3 separate regions of the Mus musculus genome follow, and regions 2 and 3 are each linked to region 1. A link is a loop called in an ENCODE intact Hi-C map of the cell type or tissue named here. Cell type or tissue: heart. All regions are shown on one strand.

Region 1 (8,000 bases):
ACCATGTGTGAATACCATGCCCTTATGAGGAGAGAGAGAGAGAGAGAGAGAGAGAGAGAGAGAGAGAGAGAGAGAGAGAGGAAGAAAGGATCCAACTGCCAACGTCCATCACCATCACAGCACACTGAGGAAGAAAAGCCACATGGCCCTCTCTTTTCTCCTGATGGGAGCAGAGCGAGCACTCAGCAGAACTCAGGGGCTGGAGAAAGGGCTCGGTGATTAAGACTGCAGCAGTCAGATCTCTGGTCTACAGAGCCAGTTCTAGGACAGCCAAGGCTACACTTTGAAACCCTGTTTCAAAAAACCTTAAATAAATAAATAAATAAATAAATAAATAAATAAAATTTAGAAAGTGTATACTGTTCTCGCAGAGGACCCAGGTTCAGTTCCCAGCATCCACAGCAGGCAGCTCCCATCCACCTGTATCTCCAGGCATGAGAAAACCCACAATGCCCAATACCATGGGCGACAGAGGAACATCAAAGATTTCTCCTTGGGTCAGGACCAGAGCAAGGCTGTCCACAGTCTCACTGCTCTTCAACAACACTTGGGGGTCCAGGTCATTTCAGTGGGACAAGAAAAGGATGTAACCAGAGCACACCCCAGCACTGCAAAACTAAGCACAACACCCAAAACTTCATGGGGCAGAGACTGGTGCTCAGTGGCACAGATCTTCAGTGGCACAGATCTTGCCCAGCATACAAAAACCCTGGCATCTTGCTTTATTGCTCTGTTGCTGTGCTAAACACCATGACCAAAACAATTTATGGAGGGCAAGGGTTTGTTTGGCTTACAGGCCGCGGTCCATCATAAAGGGAGGCAAGAGCAGGGCCTCAAGGCAGGAATCCAGAGGCAGGAGCTGAGAGTAGGCACCACAGAGCAATGCAATTACTGGCTTGCTCAGTCTGCTTTCTTATACAGCCCAGGATCACCTGACCACAGTGGTACTGCACACAGTGGTCTGGACCCTCCCCAATCAATCATTAGTCAGAATAATGATCCCTCAGACTTGCCCGCAGCCAATATGATGGAGAAAATTCCTCAACTGAGATTCTCTTTTCCCAAGTGACACCATCTTGGGTCAGTTTGACAAAAACCCTAACCAGCACATCTGGCCTCCATCCCAGCACAGAAAATGAGAAAGAGGAGGAGATGAGAAGGAGGAGAAAGAAGAGGAAGAGGGGGAGGAGAAAGGGGTATGAGGGGCAGCTAGGCACACTGGGAATGGAGAAATGACGTTGCCTCTGTCTGCACGAAATATATGCTTGGCCCAGATTACGGACATATGGGTTTGTTTATTACTAAAATGTATCGAGTTCTGTTATATCCACTATGAACGAAAACATTTATTTGTAACCACTTTAAAAATCTTTACAAAAAGACATGGAAGTAGAAGGGTGCAGAAGTAGGTGTGGGAAGTGAAGGGGAATCTCATACATACACACAATATCAATATCATACAAACACAATGCAACACAATATCATACAAACATACACAATGTCATACACACATATCACACATATATGCATATTAACATATGTGCACAATATTAACATCATACAAATACATAATATCATACATACATACAATATTGATATAAAACATACATGCAATATTAATCTCATACATATACACAATATCATACAATATTAATATCATACAAGCACATATAATATACACATATTAATCTCATACATACACACAATATTAATCTCATACATACACACAATATTAATAGCAAACATACATACAATATTAATATACAAACACACAATATCATACATGCATACATTAATATCATACAAACACATATCATACATACAATATTAACATCATACATACATAATATTAACATCATACATGCAATATTAGTCTCATAATACACACAATATCATACATACATACAATATTAATATCATACAAAATATATGTCATACACACATATTAAGATCATATATACACACAACATTAACATCATACATACAATATCAATAACATGCAATACACACAATATTAATCATAATACACACTTTATTAACATCATACATTACACACAATATTAATAACATACATACACACAATATTAATATACACACATATTAACATCATACATACACATAATATCATACATTACACACAATATTATTATCATACATATACACATATTAACATCATAGATACACACATTATTAACAAAAAACATTTTTAAGACCTAGGCAACCAAACCAACCCCCAAAGAAACCCATTGTTTTGTGCAAGTAATGTATATTAATGATTTTTTGAACTTTTATTATAATTAGTGTTGTTGTGTGTGTATGCTGTGCAGAGGGGGCACTGTGTGGTAGCGTGTGTGTGTGTGTGTGTGTGTGTGTGTGTGTGTGTGTGTAGGTCAGAAGATAATTTCTTCCATGTTTATGTGAATTCCATGGATAGAACTCAGGCTCTCAGGGTTGCAGGAGAGAGGGACAAACAAATTTACCTGTTAGGCTACTTCAACAGCCCGACAATTAAAACAATTTTTTTGAGGTAGCTAGACCCAGAGAGATGACTTGGTGGTTAAGACAAAGCACCGCTTTGAAGAGGATCTGAACTTGGTCCCTGGCACTGTCACTGGGGCTCATAACAGCTTGTAACTGTACTTCCAGGGCATTCAATGCCTCTGGCCTCTACAGGCACCTGCGTTCAAGTGCACAAACCTACACACACACACACACACACACACACACACACACACACACTTGTAATCATAATTAAAACTAAAAGTAAATATTTTTTAAAAAGAATTGCTAATACAGTTTTGAAAGAAAGTAGTGGAAGGGCTCTTGCCACTTGACTTAAGTGAAAACATCCAAGAATCAATTCTGTGCAGTATTAGTGTTGGCAAAAGAAACAATGCAGATTAACAAAATGGAGCTGAGGCCAGGAGTCCATGGGACATTGGTTTTGGCCACAGACACAAAGACAGAAAAGGCATTTCAGTGGAGAAAAGGCAGGCTGCCAAACAAAAGGTGCTGTGACAACTGGCCTTTTCTCTGCAGACAGACAACCTGGATCCATTCTGCCTTCGTTTAGAAAAGTGTCGGCCAGAACCATGTAAGGAGAATTTGTGTCCAACCTGTGGCGCCACTGGGAGGTGGTGAGACCACCCCCCCGCCCCCCCCCCGCCCCCCGCTAGGAGGTGGGGCTAGGACGAGCCCTTGAAGGGGCTCTTGGGACCTGCAGTCCATTAGCTCCTGGCAAATTGGATCACAACAGTATGGCCAGATGGTGGAGCAACAGCGCCCCCACATGTCGCTGAAAGGAACCCCAAGTACGCCAAGAGGCTTTGGCCTTTGGAAAGCAGATTGGCAGTTTTACATTCACGCCTCTAGGAGACTCAGCTGCTTCGTAGCACTGCACCCACCCAGGCAAATTGACATCTGCACAGAAACGTGTGTGTTTTCTATGGCTTTGTTCACAGACGCCTGAGGCAGAAGCAAGCTGGCAATGTTTCAGTGCGACAGAAGAGTACCAGGGCATTGGCAGAGCAAACATCCGCCCCTCCCCCAAATGCTTTCCTCCACTCAGCAGCATGCAGGAATCTCATAAGCTCTCTGCAGCTCAGAAGAAGCACAGAAGTTTCTGGAAAAGGCAGAAGTGTAGGGAGAGAGAGAGGGAGGGGGAGGGGGAGACTAAAGGTGAGGAGAGGGAGATAGGGAGGGGAGAGGGGGAGAGAGGGAGAGAGAGGGGGAGAGGAAGAGGGAGAGGGAGGAAGGGGAAGAGGGAGGGGGAGAGGGAGGGGAGGGGGAGAGGGGGAGACAGAAGGTGAGGAGAGGGAGATAGGGAGGGGAGAGAGGGAGGGAGGGGGAGGGGGGAGAGGAAGAGGAAGAAGGAGGGGGAGGGAGAGAGGGAGGGGGAGGGAGATCAGGGGTGAAAGGCAAGGGACAAGGTGGACCCCTCGAGACCCCAGGGCTGGTCTTAGAGTGTCCAGATTATTCTGCAGTTGAACTGCAGTGGCAGCGACACCACTGTGGACACACAGCCACACACTGTCAAAATGACATGCGTGAACTACTACCATACCCTCATGTGGCAGTTAGCTTTAAGTGTTAACTTATCACAACCTAGAATCACCTGGGAAGAGAATCTCAATAACAGATCATCTGCATGACAGCTTTGGGGTGAGGGTGGGGGTGTGTGCTGTGGGCATTTCTGTGGGGATTGTCTTAATTAAGCCAATCAATGCCACACCTTAGGTGGCACCATTCCCTAATCAGGAGCTCCTGGACTATGTAAGACTGGAGAAGTGGCACTGAGTACAAGAGAGTGAGCATGCCTGCATTCATTTTCCTGTGCTCTTGACTTCGGCTGTGACTGCTGTGACCGGCTGTTCAGTTGCTGCTTTGACCTCCCTGGTATCATGGAGTATAAACTGGAATTGTAAGCTGAACTAAACCTCTCTCCTTTGAATTGCTTCTAAATTGTTATCACCACAACAGAAATGAAACTTGAACAGCCCAGAATGCCACACTGAGGAAATGATGGAACGAAATGTCACCGATAGGGAGTTGTCTTCCAAAGGCACGTACATGCACGGGGGCTGTGGGACGTGTACACACATGCAGAGGGGCCCCCTGAATGGATACAAGCTAAACAGTTGGCAGTGGAAAAGCCCCGGAGGCCATTCTGCCCCAGGTCAGGGCTGTCCCTGTCCAGAGCAAATTCCATCCTGGTAGATCAGAGCCTGGCTCTCTGGATGTGGGAAGGGACCACAGACATCGGGACACCAGCAGTCAGTGGTCTGTGGTGGCTGTCTTAGGGTCTCATGGAACAGGGGATCTATTCTCCTGAGAATAGATGTGGCTCCTTGGCATTTTCAGTCTCTGACACTGAGGCCTCAAGCAAGAATCCAGCAGGACCATGAGTGAAGGACCTGTCAGCATAGAGGTAGCTGGATAGTAGGCGTAAGGGGTGCTCTCTCCTGGGCGGAGCAACTCTTGGCTCTGGGCCTTGACTCTCCAGGTATACATAAGGGGATGGGTGGTATCCTGTCATATTGGAGGCCATGTAAACTCCAAGACAGGCTGGTAGTCTAAGCCCCTCATGTCTTATCCTGCTAGCCAGAGAGGAAGAAACATAGGGTGGCCTGGAGTGATGTGGGTGGAACTATAAGGCTCAGAAGCAGGATGGGGAGTGACAGAGGCCCTTCCTGAGCCTTTGTGAGCCCACGACTCTGACCTCAGGAGAGAGGGTCCACTTCATTCCTGAGGTAGAGGGGACATGTGAGAAGAACACTTATGAGGCAGAGGACAGAGAAGAGATGGGGTATGTCACTCCTGGCTGTATGCAGGTATGCGATGGGAAACCCAACCTCCATGTGCGTCCTGCAGGATGTTCTTGCTCTCTCTTTACCCTCCTGCAGTGTGTGTGTGTGTGTGTGTGTGTGTGTGTGTGTGTGTGTGCACGCACACACGCCAGATCAGCCTCAAGTGGCGTTCCTCGGGCACTGTCCACCTTGCTTTTGGTTTCTTGCTATTTTCAAGCCTCTTACTGGCCTAGAACTTTCAAGTTTAGACTTAGTTAGGCTGGCTCACCACTAAGTCCTAAGGATCCTCTTGTCTCTGCCTCTCCAACTCGGAGGTTACAAGTGTGTGCCACTATGAGCAGCTTAAAGTTGGGTTCTGTGAGGACATCCTTTCACAGTGAGGACTTTGCAAATTCCCTCCCCAACCCAGAACTTGGGATTCTTACACCTTCCACCTCCTACAGCCAAAGGGATAACAGAGTCATCTGGAGTGATGGAAACAGGCTATAAGCAAAGTGGCCTGGGGTGGCTGCCATCAGCCACACACCAATGCAGGCTGAAGGTGTAGTGGATAATCCAGGAACTCACTTTAGCATATTTATTTATTGTTAAAGATTTCTTTATTTATTATATGTAAGTACACTGTAGCTGTCTTAGGACACCCTAGAAGAGGGCATCAGATCTTATTACAGATGGTTGTAAGCTATCATGTGGTTGCTGGGATTTGAGCTCAGGACCTTTGGAAGAGCAGTCAGTGCTCTTAGCCGCTGAGCCATCTCTCCAGTCCACTTTAGCACATTTAAATGTCAGTTTGAACAGCCTCAGGTGGACTGTGGTTGCCAAGGCACACTTTGCTTTGTGACTGGGACCTTGGGCTCAGTTGGGGCACCAGTTTGCAGGTGGCAGTGATCCAGAGTTGCTACTAAAGATGTCTGATTACCCAAAGGTACGTGCAAATTTGACATATTCCCTGTAGAGATGCATGAATTTTCCCAGAACTAGAAAAAGCAACCCTAACATGCAGGTAGAATCTGCTGGCACACAGATACATGGAAAACCAGTCTTGGCAAGCATGGTCAATTGACTTTTGATAATGGTGTTGAAACAACTCTGAGAGTTAGTTATGCAATCTTCTACTAGAGAGGAACAGTGTCTGGCCACACCCTGAGGGGTATCCCCCTGTCCTACCTGTCACACATAAATAAAACTAAAATAAACCCAAAACAATTTAAAAGAACTCTCCCTGGGCCTGAGTGGGGTGGGGGGCATGGTGGCCCATAGCCACCCTGCAGTTGACAGGGTTCCTTTGATCACTCTTTCCATGGTTAAATGATTTGCCGTGTCTGTCACTGAGCAATGCTGCTGGCTTGCAGGCCCACTGGGCTTTGAGATCTGCAGGGAGCACATACATAGATACTCGGGCTCCAGCCAGGGACCCATCATGCCTGGTGAGGGGTGAGAGCAGAGAGCATCCTGACCCTGCACACAGAGCTTTGTCAACTTGTTAGGGATTGTCCTGAAAAAGGTGGGATGAGCTATAACCAGATGGACAGGCCTGGCCTATGCTGGAGGCCCGTGTGTCCTTGCTCTTTCTCACACACTTGACAAGGACAGCTGAGGTGAGATATGGTGCTGAGAGCTATAAGGAGCCAGTGATAAGGGCAAGTCCCAGGTCTGGAGAAATGCAGGGTTTGCTTGTGATAAGGCTTGGACTCAGAAGTCCGGGGAGGCAAGTTCAATGTCCAGAAGGTTAGTGAACATCAGCCTTACAGCTGGCCAGTGCCCAGGTGTGACATGAACTTGACTAGGGTTAGGCACTGAACGTCCCTGGGGAACACACCTGGCGGTGAGAGAAGCTGAGTCCTACCTTCCAGACTGCTGTCTGGGGGAACACAGCAGAGTAGAAAGATGGATGTGTAGTCTGCCTGGAGAGCCCCCCCTACCTGCTGCAGCTCCTATGTCTCCCACCGGGAAGTCTCAGCCTGAGGTGGTCCTGAACAGTCCCTGGGTTTGTCTGGAGACAGGGCCAAAAAGATGTGGCCGCCACACACTCCTAAAGCAGCAGGGTCTGGAGAAACAGACACTGGTGTGACAAGGACAAACGATGGGACAGCCAGGATGGCTGTCCTTAAAAGGACAGCTCCTGACTCAGCCAAGATGTGACTCTCACCAGATGGAGGTGAAAGATGGGACCAGAGCCGCAGGTCACCCTGGCACTGGGTGGCCTGCAGGTTTCTGGCTGGCAGGCTCAGATGTCCTTGTCCCTGCTCCAGTTTCACCCTAGGGAATGTAAGGAGAAGGAGGTGGGCCAGGGTGACCTGTCTTGTCTGACTCATGCAATGGGGACTGTATAAGTTTGCGGTGGATGAGGTCTGGGGATGGAGCTCTGGCTGAAAAGAAGCAACAATCACAATATTGGGAGGTTGGGATTGTCAAGCCCTCCCTACCCCCCATCTAGGTAAGACCTGCTTCTCCCTAGAAGTCACCAACCCAACTACACCCCCATAGTCACCCCTGCTCCTGGCTTCTCTTGCTCATAGATCCTCTACCCCAGCCATGACTGCAGCCTCATGTAGAAGGGGGCCTTGCATTGGTTCTCATCAGCCCGAGGCTCCCAGAGGCAGCAGGTGGGTTTTCTGCTATCTTCTCACTGGAGTGGCCGCTGGCCTCGCTTTCCACACTGCTGTGACCCTTTCCTCCTTGGCTGGAAGCACT
Region 2 (8,000 bases), 160 kb before region 1:
GTCCCTCATAGTGGTGCTATTTGGGGTGGTGGTAGAACTTTGCTGGCAGAAGTACATCAGTGGGGGTGGGCTTTGAGAGTCTATAGCCTTCCCCATCTGCTGTTGGCTCGCTCGGCTTCCTGCTGCCATGCTTCCCCCATCATTATGGACTCTTTCTGGAACCATGAGCCACCACCTGGAGCCACCCCCTCAAACTCCTTCTTCCTTAAGTTGCCTTTGTCCCTGGAGTTTTTTTTTTTTTTTTTAAAGATTTATTTATTTATTTTATGCATGTGAGTACACTGTAGCTATAGAGATGGTTATGGGCCTTCATGTGGTTGTTGGGGATTGAATTTTTAGGACCTCTGCTAACTCCAGTCAACTCTGCTCGCTCTGGTCGGCCCCTCTTGCTCTGGTTAACTCTGCTCGCTCCAGCCCCAAAGATTTATTTATTATTATATATAAGTACACTGTAGCTGACTACAGACATACCAGAAGAGGGCATCAGATCTTATTACGGGTGGTTGTGAGCCACCATGTGGTTGCTGGGAATTGAACTCAGGACCTTTGAAGAGCAGTCAGTGCTCTTACCCACTGAGCCATCTCTCCAGCCCGTCCCTGGAGTTTTATCACAAGAACAGATACTTATCTGCTACAAGTAGCAATGAACAAATGAAGATCAACATTTTTTAAACCATTCCTTAAAATAGCTCCAAAACAGTCATGAAAAGGTGCTTGACAACACTTGCCATCAAGGAAATACTAATTAAAACCCAGCACAGCCAGGCATGGTGGCAGGCACCTTTAATCCTTGCGCTCAGGAGAGAGAGACAGGGGAATCTCTATGAATCCAAGGCCAGCCTGGTCTACATGAGTTCCAGGCTAGCCTGAGATAAAAGAAAGACCCTGTCTCAAAATAAAATAAAATAAAATAAAATAAAATAAACAATTACAGGGGCTGGAGAGCTCAGAGGTTAGGAGCACTTTGATGCTCAGCCATGGCAAGGTAAATCTGGATCCTAGTATAGATACACATAACCACGTAACTGCAGATCCAGAGGATTTGACTCCCTCTTCTGACCTCTGCACACACATGCACACACCAAACAAATAAATAAACCCATCCCAATTACCAAAAGCCCCACACCTATGATAGTGACAGAGTCTTCAGGACTCTGTTGATGGCACCTCAGTGGGGACTCCTTTAAGGCCAGTGAAGTGCAGAACGCTGCAGAGACTTTAGAAATAAGCATTCATTCGCCATATGATCTGGCAATTACATTCATTATTTACCCAAAAGAGCTGAAAACGTATGTCCACACAAAGCCCACACACAGCTGTCTATAGCAGATTTATTCATAACTGCCAGACCTGGAAGCAGGATACCCTTCAGATAAACAAGTGGGTCTTATCTAGACAATGGGATACAGAGTATTAGCCAGTGCTAAAAAGACAGGCGCTATGAGGCCATGGAAAGGAATGGAGGAAACTTAAACCATGTATTTCTATGAGAAGCAGTGGCACTATAAAATAATTACAGATACCTGGTTCCTTACACAAAGCCTCTAAGTTGTTGGAATTTCCTGGGTGAAGGAGCATCTATTGTTCCATAAGGGGACAGCCTTGGAATGGGTCTGCTTGTCAAGAGAGTTCCAACTACCAAGGTTACAAAGGGAAAGGACAGAGGCTAAGCTGATCACCAATGGCTATCAACAGTCTAATCAAACTAGTGTCACAAAGGTTCACAAGAACCCACAGTGTTAGTCACATGTATAATGCCAGCATTTAGGAAGCTGAGGCAGGAGGATAATCAGTTTGAAGCCAGACTAGACTGTGAAAAGACCCTATCTCAATAAACAAAATAAACCAACACAAAAAAGCCAAAGGACATGGTTGGGACGCTCTGGATAGCTGTTGACTGTGCTGAGTGGAGAAACCACAGCCCTGACTGCTGAGGCTCCTGTGAGCTTCCCTTCATGGCTGATCTTTCCAGGACAGCACGTGCTCTGTCCTGGGTGTAGGCCGATTCAGAGGGGTGTGGAATCCTGCAGCATCTGCCTGTTCTCAACCTGGTGTCCCACCTGTGTCACTGTGACCAATCTCAGAGAACAATACAACTCCGCACTGAGTTCCACAGGTCATTCAGAGAACCCAGGGATGTATGATGAGTGTTGGGGACTCCGAAGAGTCACCCAAATATATGGTGTAACACTCAGCAGCAATTCCATGTTAGAATATGGCCTAAAGAAACTCCTAGAAACTTGCACCACAGATGCCACACCACAGCTCACACGTGGATGCACACAGGCATTTGGGAAATGCAAACATAAGCCACAGGTGGGACTGCCTCCCACTCACAGGGACAGCTATCACCAAAGGTATTGGTCAAATGCTGGTGAAAACGCGCAAATGTGCTGTGTCAGCAGACTACCATGATGTAAACAGAATGCAGAACGTGGGATCCTGCAATCCCACTTCTGACATATGCAAAGAGCTTCTAAAAGCAGAGTCTAGAACCGAGATTTGTATACCATGCTCTCAGCACTGCAACAGCAAACAGCAGAACAACATAAATAGACAGAGAATTGGGAGTGGATAGCCAGGGTCCACCAAACAATGGAAGGACACTTGCCTTAGGTAGGACAGAAATGCTGGCCTACGTTGCAACATGGATGAACCCGGAAGACACTGTGCTGAGAGATGCCAACCACAAGAAATAAAACTGCACTTGCTCAAGGTCCCTCAACCATCAGACACACAGAAGGCAGGATATGGTGCCAGGGTCGAGGCAACCAGTGCTTCATATGGTGAGCTTGTTGGTCACCTCAGAAGCATCAGAGAGGTTCTTCCCAGAGGAATGGCAATGACCTCATGTGAACCCATCTCAAAAACACAGCTGAGGGAAAGAACATGGCCCTTAAGAGTATCTGCATGGAGCCGGGCATGGTGGTGCACACCTTTAATCCCAGCACTCGGGAGGCAGAGGCAGGTGGATTTCTGAGTTTGAGGCCAGCCTGGTCTACAAAGTGAGTTCCAGGACAGCCAGGGCTACACAGAGAAACCCTGTCTCGAAAACCCAAAAAAAAAAAAAAAAAAAAAAAAGGAAGAGTATCTGCATGGACTCATGGAGTTGCCTAACACCAGACTGTCTTATGAGAACACAGAAGAGAGAAAACTGAACAGAAAAAGACAGCAAAGGTAGAATGGTCAGCTCGGGTGGGGGCAAAATGGAACCCAATCTATAACACTGAAGCCAAACCTCTCCCAAGTACACCTTCATTCTGCTTGATGACCTACAGCCGTGATCCTTGTGTCTGGTTGCTAGGGCTAAAGAGTGGCCAGCAGGGGGTGCTAGCCAGAAGGGGAAGGACAGAGAGCAGGAAGATGCCCTCGCTTTTATCTTAAGGAGGTTTTCTTAGGAGGGGAGAGTTGGCAAGAGGGAGGGACAGCCCCAGCTGCACCCAGCCATGACTTGCTGCTCACTTCACCTTCAACTGCTGGCTCTGTTTCTGCTACCAAGAAACATAGGGGAAGAGCCAGTGGATAACTGTGGAAAACAGACGGCTGCTCCCCTGCATTCCAAGTAGAAGAGGGAGGAGGGAGCATGGGGGGAAGGCAGCTGCGATATGGGTTCTCAGGTTAGCCCAGGTTCAAGCCCAGTGGTGCTGAGCTTCCATGCCTGCAGAATGGGACTAGAGTCTGGGATCCCAGATGGGATGGGACAGTGATTAAACATCGAAGAAGGGCGCCACAGGCCTGGGTCACCTTGAGTGTGGATCAATCTTGTGCACAGTAAGACGTTTTCATACAAATGGGCCGTCCAGGACCTGCCAGAGCTCACCTGTACTTTGCTGTCTACTTCCTCTCCAGAGAGGCTGGATCGCACAGCCTGTTCCAGTGGTTCTGTGGCAAGTTTCACAGAGTTCTGGATCCGCTCCAGCATCTGCCTCTTGTCGGGATCTGTTGTCTCACTTAACTTGACTGAAAATGGCTACAACCATAAGAACACATCAAACACATCAGGTATGAGTTTCCAGTCCTGTCAGACCAAAGATAGCTATGCTCTAATTTCAGGCCTAATTTCTTCCCAGGACAATGCCGTGAGCATCCCAGATTGTTACTGCAGTTGCTAAGGGTGGTGTGTGACAGGAAACAGACAGATCTAGTCTCACCATTAGTGTGATGGTTTAAAAGAGGCTGTAGGCTCCTGTAGGCTCTGGTATTTAAATACTTGGTCCCAAGGTGGTGGTGCTGTCTCTGGGGAGGCTTGGAGGATGCAGGCTTTGGGATCTTAAGCCATGCCCTACCGCGTCCAGTCTGCTCCTCCTGCTCTGTGCTTGTGCCTGAGGATGTGAGCTCTTGGCTTTCTGCACCTGCTACAGTGCCTCCCTGCCATGATGGGCTCATGACTCTGGAGCCATAAGCCAGAATAAACAGTAAGTTGCCTCAGTCAGTGTTTAATCACTGTAATAATAGAAAAATAACTAAGACGTATCTAGGAACCACACATTGAAAGGAGGCTCGTTCAGAGCAGAGGTGTGGATGTGGAGAACATACTTCCTCAGTGGAGGTCACAGCACCATGAACACAATGAGAACTTACAGATCAAGGGTCTGCCTTGTGGTCAGAATTGGTCGTCGGATTGCTCGCGACCTTAACACTGAGGACCAGACAGCAAGAGGGATGGAGATGCATCAGGTATTTCCCCTAAGCGATAGGAACACTACCTATCCCACACCCTAGCCTATAAAACTCTGATCTGGTGACTGTCTTGTAGGCCTGGCAGGGGCAACATCTGCTGTGGCTTTGGGTCCCCAGTGAAGCTGGTTTGAGTCCTACAAAGGGCCTAAGAGGCACTAGGAGGAGGCAAGGGTGGTATCCATGGCCTTTACCTTCATGGCATCACGGACATCCTTCAGGAGCTGGGTGGCTGGGGGTTTCTGCTCCCGATACTGCTCAAACAGGTAGTTCTGCCGTGCCCGCCTGATGATCTGTACAGGTAGGAGACTGGTTATGATCAGAGTCCACTCTCTCCCATGTGTAGAACTGTTCTTACACTGCAGCTGAGTGAGGGTGAAGAGGCATGGGGACAGACACAGGTCCCAAACACTATGGCACTGTGAGACACCATTACCACCATTCCTTCTGTACCTGCAAAGTGGGGCTGAGGTTTACTGTGAACATCTGGGTATCTAAATACAGGTCACTGAGGCCCCAACTTTCTCAGCTAGCAAGATACAGAGAGGACCTGCTTCCACAAAGAACCAGGAGTTATGGGAACTTAGCCAATGCTCAGAATCTGCAGATTTCTCGAAGCATCTAGGCACCTGTGCAAATGACTACCTCTGCATAAACTGTGTATCGGTTCACTGCAGGGACTCACTGTTTATTAGGCCAGACACGAGCCTGCCTCCTCTCCAGCCCATCTGTCCATCCATGTGGCCCAGCAGTCCTGTAAGTCCTTATGCAGTCCCGACTGGCCTCACACTCAAATCATCCAGTCTCAGCCTCCTAAGTGACGGTGGGCAGCTGGATTTCTTATCTCAAAGTCCTGCTTCCTCTCATGTTAGCCATCAGGTCTGAATGTTAACACAGGCGCCCCCCTTACCTTATCATCAATGTCTGTGATGTTCATGCAGTAAAAGACATCATACTGGAAGTAATCCCTCAGCACCCTCCTCAGGATATCGAAGGAGATGTAGGACCTGAAGCAGCAGAAAGCACAGTTCCCCAGTTGGCACACAGTGCCTGTTAGTTTGATATTGCAAGAACATGAACAAACTGAGCACCCTAAAACTGAAAACACCCCCAAATCCAAGTTTTCTGAGCACCCACACGATGCCACAAAGACAAACTTCCATGCTATAATATTTCATCAACAAAACTGTTAAGAATTAAAATTACCTTTAGAATATGTACATAGGATACACGTGACATAGGTAAATGCTGGGTTTTAGTATGGGTTCCATCCCCAAGACCTCCCATTTAGATGAAAATGGTCCAAAATCCGAAAACCTGCGACCCTCAGCACTTCTGGACCAGACACCCAGGCTAAGGAAATTCAGCGTGTTAGGGACAGGCTCCATGGCTTTTACCCCATCAGCCATTAACTCCGAAAAGTCACACCGTTAACGTGTGTGTCTGTGTGTCAGGGAAGGGATCGTGGCCCACTACACCTTAGGTCTGCATGTATACATCACATATCCACCGGGGTAGAGACAGTGACTGGGTAGACTCCAGGATGGCAACACAGGCTCTTTAATTCTCCAGTAGTACCGATCCCCAGCATCAGACCCACCTGGCATGTCCCATGTGAGACGCATCATAGACAGTCGGCCCGCAACAGTACCACGTCACCTTCTTCCCATCTTGAGGTATAAATACATCCTTGTTAAAAAACAAGGAATGCCATCACCAGAAACTCAAGACACTCCACAGCACAGCAAGAGGAGCCATAGACAGCACACTAACTGATGGCTGAGGGCCATTTATTTGTGAGCCAGAATCTGGCTTTGAATTCACAATCCTCCTACCTCCACCTCAAAGGCCTAAGCCACAACCAGCAAGACCCTCCTGTCTCCTGTTTTACTGATAAAGTCATAGCATTCAGTAAGCTGTGTAGTGAGAGCCTGGTGAGGTGTCCTCACCCCCTCCCTCCCTGGAATGTTCCTCCTTCTCCTCCTCCTCTTCTTCCTCAGAGTGGAGAAGGGAACAAAGTTGCTGTTGTGAAAATGTCGGCTTAGCAAGAATTGCAGCTAACAAATACCAGCCTGGATCCTAACTGCTCTAGATAACCACCTCAGGAGGTTGGCACAGATGCCATCTTCCTCAGATAAAGAACAAAGGGCTAAGAGCAGCTAGCCAAGGTCTGTCCTTCCCAGAGGAGCCCGGCTTAGGGGCCAGAGCATCCAAACAGTCACAGACTTCTCTGGGAGGTGTCACTACCAGTGAGTTACGTAAGTCGATGGGACCTGTCCCAGACATGTCTCCTGCTTGCTGAGCATGTGATCAAACACTCAGCCAGGGTGCTGGAGAGATGAATGCATACTGCTTTGACGGACCTGATTTCAATTCCCAGCACCCATGCTGGGTGGCTCACAGCTCTAAGGAACCTGAAGCTTCTGGCCTCGGTGGGCACTGTATTCACATGCTCATAGCACCACATAGATACACACATATACACATAATTAGAAGTAAAACAATAAAAAAGTAATAATCACCATCCCACAACTGGAGAGCTTTCTGAAGCCTGTGCCACTATGGGTGTGAGCTAAGTATAGCAAACCATGATGAGCCTATCAGGTTAAGAGGCTGTAGTGGCTTCCTGGCACATGCTGGGCTCCAACACCACCTGGCGGGTTTGCCACTTTGCCTAATCTGCTTCGCTTAGGACAGTGTATGATAGCCATGAGTCCTCCTGAAAGCTGCCAGCACTTGGCTTGGCTGTTAGGACCTTGAACGCTCAGGCCTGGCCAATGCTGAGAGGCCAGCAGGCAGACTTCCCCAAAGTACTGTCGTGTACAAGGCATCTGCACCCTTGTTTCAGTGCACAGCTCTGTCTGGGTTGCAGAAGCCAAGGCAGAGGAGAAACAGAAGATGCAGAGGCCATAGCCCAGCATTGGAGTAACAGAAGGACTCTGAGCTTAAACTGAGGGAACATGGGAGTCATGTGCAAACTTTCTTACCTTGTTCCGGGTGAGGCTATTATAGAGGCGGAGCCTGCAGGGCTCAGTCCCTGCTGGGGGGGACCACTGAGGCTGCACTCGCCGGCCTTTACCTGGAAGCACAAGAACAGATGGGTCACATGGCAGGTCACCTCTGGCTCTCAACGCCAGGGTTGAGCAATGGCACTTGTGCTTTTGAGACAGATTCTCGCTTTGTAGCCCCAGCTGTTCTGGAACTTCTCATGTCGTTCAGGCTGGCCTCAAACGGAGGCTCCTCTGGCCTCTGCCTTCTCAGTGCTAGGCTTAAAGGCATGTATGTGGCTTGTGATCTTCAGTTCACCTTCTGCTGCTGCATTC
Region 3 (8,000 bases), 270 kb before region 1:
TCAGGACCCCACCCTTCATCATCCCACCTATGTACAGCTCTGCTCACTCACATATAGCAAGGGTCACCAATGCAGGCCTCCTTCCTGAAATGTGGGAGGGAGCCTGGGTAGGAGCCTTACCGTGCTTCTCATAAAAGGAGGGTTGGTACCAGGACCTAGAGTGGCTCCCAGAGAAGGCCCCGGTTGGCCAGCCTATCCTCATTAAGTCCTGTAAGCGGACACTGGACTGTGATGCAGCGGGGGCACAAAGGACCTACAGCTGGCCCTCAGAGCTGATGGCTGGTGGGGTTTGAGTGGTGATGGCTTAATGGTTACACTGTGCAGTGCAGGAAGAAACGGTTGGGAGTGAAAAAGGGTGAGGGTACTGGGGGTCTGAGGGTACATGGCAGATTTGAGGGGTCAGGAAATTTTGGTTGAGAAGGCAACGTAAGAGTGGAGGACTGGAGGCAGACAAAAGCATTGCCAGTGCAAAGGCCCTGGGGGTAGTGCTGAGTCTGCGGCTACAGAGGAGGCATTGAGGTCCCAGGACCACACCAGTCAGATGCTGAAGAGATCCCAGAGTGGTTAGGGAAAGCTGTGGAAAGGCGAGAAGGTGGCAGATCTTTGGCATGTGACGGTGAGAGAAAGGAATTCAGAGATGACACTAGGACTTTGGACCCAATCCCAGGAGGACAAAGATGCTACCAGCGGTGAAGAAACATTCGGGAGCTAAGAGCACTGGTTGCTTTTACAAAGGATGGGGGTTTGATTCCCAGCACCCACATGATGCCCCACAATCACTTGGAACCATAGTCCTGGGGATATGATGTCCTCTGTGGGCACTACATGTATGTGGTACACAGACTATATGCCAGCCAAACAGTCATACACATAAAATAAAATGAAAGAAAAAAATAAATAAAAGAAACAGTGGTCAAGGAGCCAATCAGGACTAAGGAGGACAAGTGCTCGGCGATTGCTACACTCGCTTTCCTGGAGATGATTTCAGGCATGGTACAAAGCAAAGGAGGCATGCTGGCAGTGGGAAGAGGCCTGGGGCTCTCTCAGTGACAGCCTAGGTAGGAGACCCAGGGCAGTCTAGGCACAGGGTCACAGAGAAAGAAGCAAGCCACCTGAGTCAGGTGCCAATCAGAGGGGCCTGTTGGAGTTGCCCTGAGCTGGACCTCGTGAGGAGAGAGGAATGAGGAAAGCAGCCGCTTCAGGCAAGGTGAGAGAGAACACAGCTGGAGCAGACACAGGCGCTAAGGAGGGCTGAACAGGGAGGCACTAAGGAAGAGTCTTTGTTTAATGACCTTGTTGGAAAGGAGGCCTACCAGGAAGGCCTCAAGAGAAGAGAGGGGGACTGAAGGAGTGTTATCCTTGGCATGAGGCTGAAGACTCAGGTAAAAGACGGTGGGCCAAGATGTTGGGCGGAGGCACAGGTTTGGAGGGAGACAGTACCTCGGGCTTCTGAAATGCAGCTGAGGTGGGGATAAAATCCTGGGGTTCCAGGACTGCTTGGGTCCTCTATAGAGGCTCTGTCACCTCACTTCTCCTATCAGATAGTCACACGCGCATACGCACACACACACACACACACACACACACACACACACATGAGGGGTTGAGTCCTAAGGAATTCACAGAGCAGACTGTCTTGCTGGGCAGTGGGCCACATCTCAGAAGTTATGAAGGGGTTTGGGGGCAGTCGCTTGCTGGCCAGGGGACAATGCTATAAAGCTTTGAAGACAAAATATTAAGGATGGACGTTGCTCTGTGGCCCACTTGAAGTGTGTCCTGCACAGGGGGTAAGCCAGAAGTTTTTGGCTAGGGAGGAGTAGCAGAGTCCCCATGGAAGGCCTCCTCTCCCATGACACTACCCACTGCTCCTCCCACCCCTGCCTGTCTAAGGAGACCTAACTCCAGACCCTCTTTGTCTTTCAGTATCTGTCTCGGACACTGGGCCTAGATTCTGTCTCCTTTGGCTACCTACAGACAACCTTTGGGGTGCTTCAGCTGTTGGGTGGGCCTGTGTTCGGCAGGTATAGTATGTGAGGGATGCAGGTCTCTCAGCCCACAAGAGCCATTACCACCCCTAAAAGCCTGCGTCCTAACAGGTCCTCAGCATCCCTGTTCAATGCCCCTGTTCAATGCAGGAGAGGTCCAGCCCCTGGTAGACTTCCAAGCATCCTTGGTGCCACACTAGTGGGACCTCTCCACTCCAACTGATGGGCCTACAGCCTTGGTTTAAGCCCACGCACGTGACCACATACTCCCTGGGTGGTCCTTCACCAGCATCTCAGCCTACCAGCAGGCCTGGGTGGGGAGTGAGGGTAGGGGCCCCTCCCTGCTGGGAACTGACCAGCCCTGTGGCCTCAGGTTCGCAGACCAGTGCGGGGCAAGAGCGGCACTCTCACTCTCCTTCCTGGCGGCCTCTGCTCTGTACCTGCTCCTGGTGGCCTCCTGTAGCCCAGCCCTGCCTGGTGTCTTCCTGCTCTTCGCCTCACGCATACCCTCTGCCCTCATGCACACACTTCCAGGTAGGGATTGCTGGGCAGGCCTAGCTCTAAGCCGGTAGAGGGAAGAGACCAGAATGTGGCTTCAGGTAGGGGGCAGGTAGCCGGTGAATAGGATAAGAGTGGTGGTCTCTGGATGGAGAGGTGGTGTATGGTCGGGAGCAGGCCAGATTGAGAGTGGAGAGGTGTGCTGGGCAGTGGTGGCACATGCCTTTAATCCCAGCACTTGGGAGTCAGAGGCAGGTGGATTTCTGAGTTCGAGGCCAGCCTGGTCTACAGAGTGAATTCCAGGACAGCCAGGGCTACAGAGAGAAACCTTGTCTCGAAAAACCAAAAAAAAAAAAAGAGTAGAGAGGTTTGTAGAAATGTGGCCTGAATGGAGGTACTGTGGAAGGGGCTTTGGGTATACGGTCTGGGTGGAGGGGCTGTGGGGCGTGGCCAAGTTGAAGGAGCTTGGGAGCGTGGGCTGAACCCCTGGGTGGGCTCTCCACAGTGAGGAGTCGTGTCCAGCTCAGCCCCACTCCCACCCACAGCCGCCCAGATGGTCATCACTGATCTGACAGCGCCCACAGAGCGGCCCGCAGCACTGGGCCGGCTGGGCCTCTGCTTTGGCATTGGAATTATCTTCGGCTCCCTACTTGGCGGGACCCTTAACACCGCATACGGGTAAGTGACCTAGCAAGATGGGAAGTCATTGGACAGGTGGCTCGACCTTGGACAATCGGCCCAGCAGCAACCACCCCTCTTGAAACTTGGTTTCCCCACCTAAATAACAAGCATTTGGGGGGCCAGCCAGCATGCAGGGTGGATGGGGCTTTGGGGTGGCGTCGCCAAGAGGGAGTTCCACCAGGGGGCGCTACAGTGACGGCCGTGAGCCCAGAAGTGCCGCGTCGGGGAAAGCTCCCCAGTAGAGCCCTAGCTAGCTATGTGTAGAGTGCTGGAAAGATGCCCCAATACATGATTCTAGGATGGTCTGTGTGGGTTGTCCCACTGCAGGGGACAGGCCCAAATATCTTTAAGTAGCTGAGAGGCTCTTGGGAGAAAAGCCTCCCCGAACTTAGCACGCTCCCTCGCTCCTTGCCCCAAGCCTCCTGCACCACTCTGAGTCAGACCTTAAGAGACCGCCCTTACCTGCCTGTCAATCACCCCAAAATCACATCAGCTGTGGTTCTGGGACAGGCGCCTCATCTGGCAGGGGTGTGTGCTCCTGGAGAGAGCTTTCCTAGAGCCTAAATTTTTGTGCTTTTAGAGGGACACTTCTGTCATGACAAGGCTTTCTTACCTTGGATAAACAATGCCAGTCGTAGGTTCTCAGAGTTTTGACTTACTCCCCAAGCCAGGGCCTCCTGAAGGCCTGTAACCTAGGCTCCCAAATTTCCTCAGACCTACCCCAATTACAGTAGAGGTATCTGGGTCATGGTTGAGCTCAGACATCCAGGCATGGGCTGACTCCGTGACCCTCTTACAGCATGGTTCCAGGAATGATCTGTGGTGGACTCTCCTGTCTGTCTGTCCCTGCAGTGGGGACAGACACAGCTTGGCAAGAAGGTCTCCAGGGACACATGGCAGGGCACATTGACATGGCTCTGAATGTCCTCTTAGCATGTGAGTGGGGGCCTGAGCTTCTCTGCTCAGCGGTGTCAATTGAACATCTAATAAGTGTCCCTGGGGTTTAAGATTCTGGGGCACAATAGAAAATAAGACAGTCCAAGTCTCTAGAATGTCTTAGAAATAGGTCTAGGGTCCTAAGAAAATGGCCAGCAAGGCAAAAGATTTGTTTCATTTCTGCTCTTGCTCTTCTTGCTCCCGCTCTGTCCTCTGGTCCCTTCCCCCCACACACATCCCCCCCCCCCCCCCGTGCTCATGGCCGGCTTCTACTTCTCTACACTCTCTCTCTTTCTTGCTGCTGCCGTTGTCTGTCTCTACTACCCTCTCAACTCCCCTCCCCATACCCTGAATAAACTCTATTCTATACTATTAAAAAAAAAAAAAAGGTTTCACTTCTGTGGAAGGGGTCATAGTCACAGCCAGCCAAGCAGGTAAACCCACCACTGGGACCTTCCTAGGGTTTTCCTCCTAATGCAAAGGGGCCCTGTGCCTCACTGTGAGTGCTCAGAGCTCCTCCATCTGGTGTTTTTACGTCGAACTCAGTGTTCATACATGATTGGCTGGTTTAAAGCAGTGTAGTTGATAAGCACAATGCAATTTTGAGCAGAATTCCTGAACTTGAGCACATATTTTGATTTCAAGAAGCGATTACCCTGGGGGGGATTTGGGTTTGGGCCAAGCAGCTTCTCTACTCTTTTCTTTATCTTTTCTATTAAAACGAAAAAAAAAAAAAAAAACAGGGTCTCGCTATGGAGAGCCCTGGCTAGCCTGGAACTTGCTATGTAGACCAGGCTGACTTCAGCCTCACAGAAATTTATCTGCCTCTGCCTCCCAAGTGCTGGGATTAAAGGCATCCAGCTCTTTTACAGTGTTTTTGGTTTTTTATGAAGTTTTGTTTTATTTAATGGATTGATAGAAAAGATGGTACATTTCCCATGGATGTTATAAAGTTGAATTGAGCTATGTGAGATACAGAAAGAAAGGACTCAGGATTGGGGTGTGGGGGGAGGGGGATAGGTGATCACCTGGATTTCTAAGCGGGTGAATTTTGAGTAGAAACTCGAGAAAGGAGTGAAGCAAGTCAGTGAGGGTGTACAGACCCCAACGTGCAGAGAACCGAGGTGGCCCAGTGGCTGCAGGGGCTGAGGAAGGGGAGGAGTCAAGCCATGGAGGGAGCAGGGAAGAACACACACAGGGAGGTGGGGGTGGGGTGGGAATGGGGACGGCTGAGTAAGAACAGTGACTGAACCAGAGACGGTCATGAGGTCCGGGACAAAGAACAGATTCTGGCCTGTTTCTGCCCATGGGTGGGAGGGAAATGCAAACTCAAGTCTCAGCACTAATTATGCAATCCAAACTGGGCTTGCCCAGTAGGGTCTGAGCAGCTGGAAGTCCCATGGGAACTGTGGAGCACCAAAGGACTGTGGAGCACCCCTTCCAGTGGTGGACAGTGAACACTGCGTCCCCAGGGGTGCCCTGGATGCTCCTGGCCTTTCAAGTTTAGGAGGCAGGGGAGCTGAGGGCTGTGTGCCTTGCAGAAAACAGGGACCTAAGCTGCAATAGCAAATCAGCTCAGACCCAGAAGGGGACAAGGATTTGTTCCCATGTCCTCTGTGTTGGGGTTCATAGGTGGGCCACAGGAAAGAGGAAAGAACAGAGGGGTCAGAAAAAGCAGAGTATGGTTGTGCAGAGGAGATGTAGGTACCCAGGGGTAGGCAACGTTCATGGGGCCACACTCCTGCTGCCAGAGGCAGGGATGCATTCCCTTACCTCCACATGTTTTCTTACCTGTGGTGTGGGCACTGCAGGGTTGACCTCACCCTCAGACACTGAGCAGCCCTGATGGGGCACAGGCACTGTCAACCACACACTTTCCACTAGCAGTCTGCCTGTCCAGCAGTCTGCCTGTCTGTCCAGCCCCTTACACACCCTTTGTCCTCAGGTGCATTTCCTACATCCCATCACTGACTCAGAGGACACCGCTCGCTCCTTCTTCCCTCTCAGCTGCTCCCAAGATGCTCTTCTCTGCCACCCCACCCAGAATAGTCTATCAGCCGCACTGGCTCCTTTTATCCCAAGATCCCTCTATAAATCAAGACGTTTCTATAGAAAGCGATCGACCTCAGCATCTAATTTGATGAGTTGGGAAACTGAGATCTAAGAAAGGAGGCAGTCCAGTGCCCAGACCTGGGGGCAGTGCACAGTGACAGCGGGGGACTTCAAGTTGTCACATGTAAGACGGAACCCTCATGATCAGACCTCAAGCTGTGCAAAGCTGCAGGAGGTCCATGGAAAGATCTCTCTTGTGGCTTATGGCTGGGGAATCTGTCCCATTCAGATGTGACTCGTCACACCCATAGCCAAGCAGCCCTCTGGGATTCACACAGCTGTGTGATGGTCCCTCGTGTGTTTGTGAAGGCATGGAGGCCTAGATATTTAACCCATTTGCAGTCACTTCTCATTCCCATAGAGGCCAGGGAGGCAGCCCTAAGACCCGGACTTCCTTATCTTACCCTTCTACCTTCCACCCCACACTCCACACCCTAAGCTCTGTACCTGACACCTGACTTTACCTCAGGCAAAAGACACCTAGACCTTACCCTCCCCTTCCTTGATGGTAATCAAGCCCACATAGGGGTCTCCCTGTCCCCTGTCTCTCTGCCCACTTCTGGGAGCCTGTCCCCTTGGAAGAGCCCAACCATGCCCATCTCTGAAGCCTGGGGCAGCAGGGAGGAGGAGGAAGTAGACTCAGCACTGGTGTAACTGGTTTGAGACAGCCTACTGCTGAGGACCAGGAGGCTGAGCTGCCCAAAGAGGGTCCTGAGCTCAGAGCCACTTACCCACACATCAGCATATGGGGGTGGCCCTGTGACTTATCACCCTGAACCCCAACATCTCACAGCCTGTGGTTGGACTTAGAGAGGGTTGTGAGCCATTGGCCCTCAGGGCCCAGTTTAAGTATTAAGAATGTGCTCTAGGGTGGGTGTGGGGGAGCACCCTCATAGAGGGATGGGAGGATTCCAGAGGGATGACCAGGTACAGGGCCAGAGAGGAGCTGGGTGCCTGGTAATGGAGGCAGAGTCCTGTAAACAAAATGACCAGGTTATTTGAAAAGATCCAAGGGTTAAAAGTAGCCAGAGCCAGGAAGATGGGAGCAAGGTCCGAGTATTTGGGTGTGATGAATATACCCTTCATATTGTCTCAGGAGCCACCATCAGTATGGAGCACAAGACCTATGTAGTCCTGTAGTCCCCAATGGCCATTTTTGTAAAACCCCTGCTATTTGGGGTACTAGCCATTTGGAAGCAGATATGCCTTCGGTGATTCAGGAGGATCAGGCCTGGGGGTTGGGAGTGAGGGCTGCCCAAGAGGGTCAGATTTCATTCTTTTGAAGGTGGAGCCATCAGGTTTACTGATGGGTATCAGGAGAAGACCCTAAGAGACAATATGAGATATCTAAGTTCAATCCTGAGGGCTGTGGAGGTGAAGTCAGTGACCAAGATCTGGGACAACAATGACTGGCAAACAATGACCGCCCATGAGTGGTCCCTGTAAGCCAGTGGTACCCGACTTTCCTAATGCCGTGACCCTTTAAATATAGTTCCTTACATTGTGGTGACCCCCCAAACATAACTTTGTTTTGTTGCTACTTCATAACTGTAAGTTTTGAAGCTTTTGAAACTGTTACTGTTATGATTCATAATGCAAATATCTGAATAGGTTGTTTGACACACACACCCCAAAAAGGGGTCGAAGCCCACAGGTTGAAAATCACTGCTTGAAGCAAAGCTGAGGTGGTAACTAGCCTCAACTGTACCCTCTCCAGACCCAAGCTTGCAGATCCCAAAGGGGTTCAGACAAGGAGGCACATAGAAGACAGCTGCTGACGAATCATGC

Evidence for each region. Hi-C counts contacts between places; a loop is a spot of excess contacts. Peaks named below come from ENCODE experiments on the same cell type or tissue, not always from the same donor. Only the 100,000 strongest peaks of a DNase experiment are listed, where the experiment ranks them.
Region 2: it touches region 1 in a loop (3-fold over the local background); 17 of 42 quality-filtered maps call a loop at or near these places.
Region 3: a loop joins it to region 1, with 4 times the contacts of the local background. A loop is called at or near these places in 5 of 42 quality-filtered maps.

The regions. Positions count from the first base shown.
Region 1 is chr7:143,745,272-143,753,271 of GRCm38, forward strand. It overlaps a transcript of Osbpl5 not described here. Among named protein-coding and RNA genes, the nearest start is that of Osbpl5, 8.9 kb to the left of the region's middle. In heart, a CTCF peak has its summit at 3,296 (motif pointing right); a DNase peak (open chromatin) is centred at 3,310; H3K4me3 peaks cover 744 bases; H3K27ac peaks cover 956 bases; H3K27me3 peaks cover 1,694 bases.
Region 2 is chr7:143,580,828-143,588,827 of GRCm38, forward strand. It overlaps Cars (cysteinyl-tRNA synthetase), which reads right to left. Exons shown (of 23, transcript NM_013742.5): 3 at 7,665-7,756; 4 at 6,278-6,366; 5 at 5,588-5,684; 6 at 4,872-4,970; 7 at 3,821-3,970. Among named protein-coding and RNA genes, the nearest start is that of Mir7064, 14 kb to the left of the region's middle. In heart, a CTCF peak has its summit at 3,323 (motif pointing right); DNase peaks (open chromatin) are centred at 3,324, 6,954 and 7,384.
Region 3 is chr7:143,477,362-143,485,361 of GRCm38, forward strand. It overlaps Slc22a18 (solute carrier family 22 (organic cation transporter), member 18), which reads left to right. Exons shown (of 11, transcript NM_008767.3): 3 at 1,924-2,021; 4 at 2,359-2,519; 5 at 3,029-3,161. Among named protein-coding and RNA genes, the nearest start is that of Slc22a18, 7.6 kb to the left of the region's middle. In heart, a CTCF peak has its summit at 3,342 (motif pointing right); a DNase peak (open chromatin) is centred at 3,280; H3K27ac peaks cover 242 bases; H3K27me3 peaks cover 4,149 bases.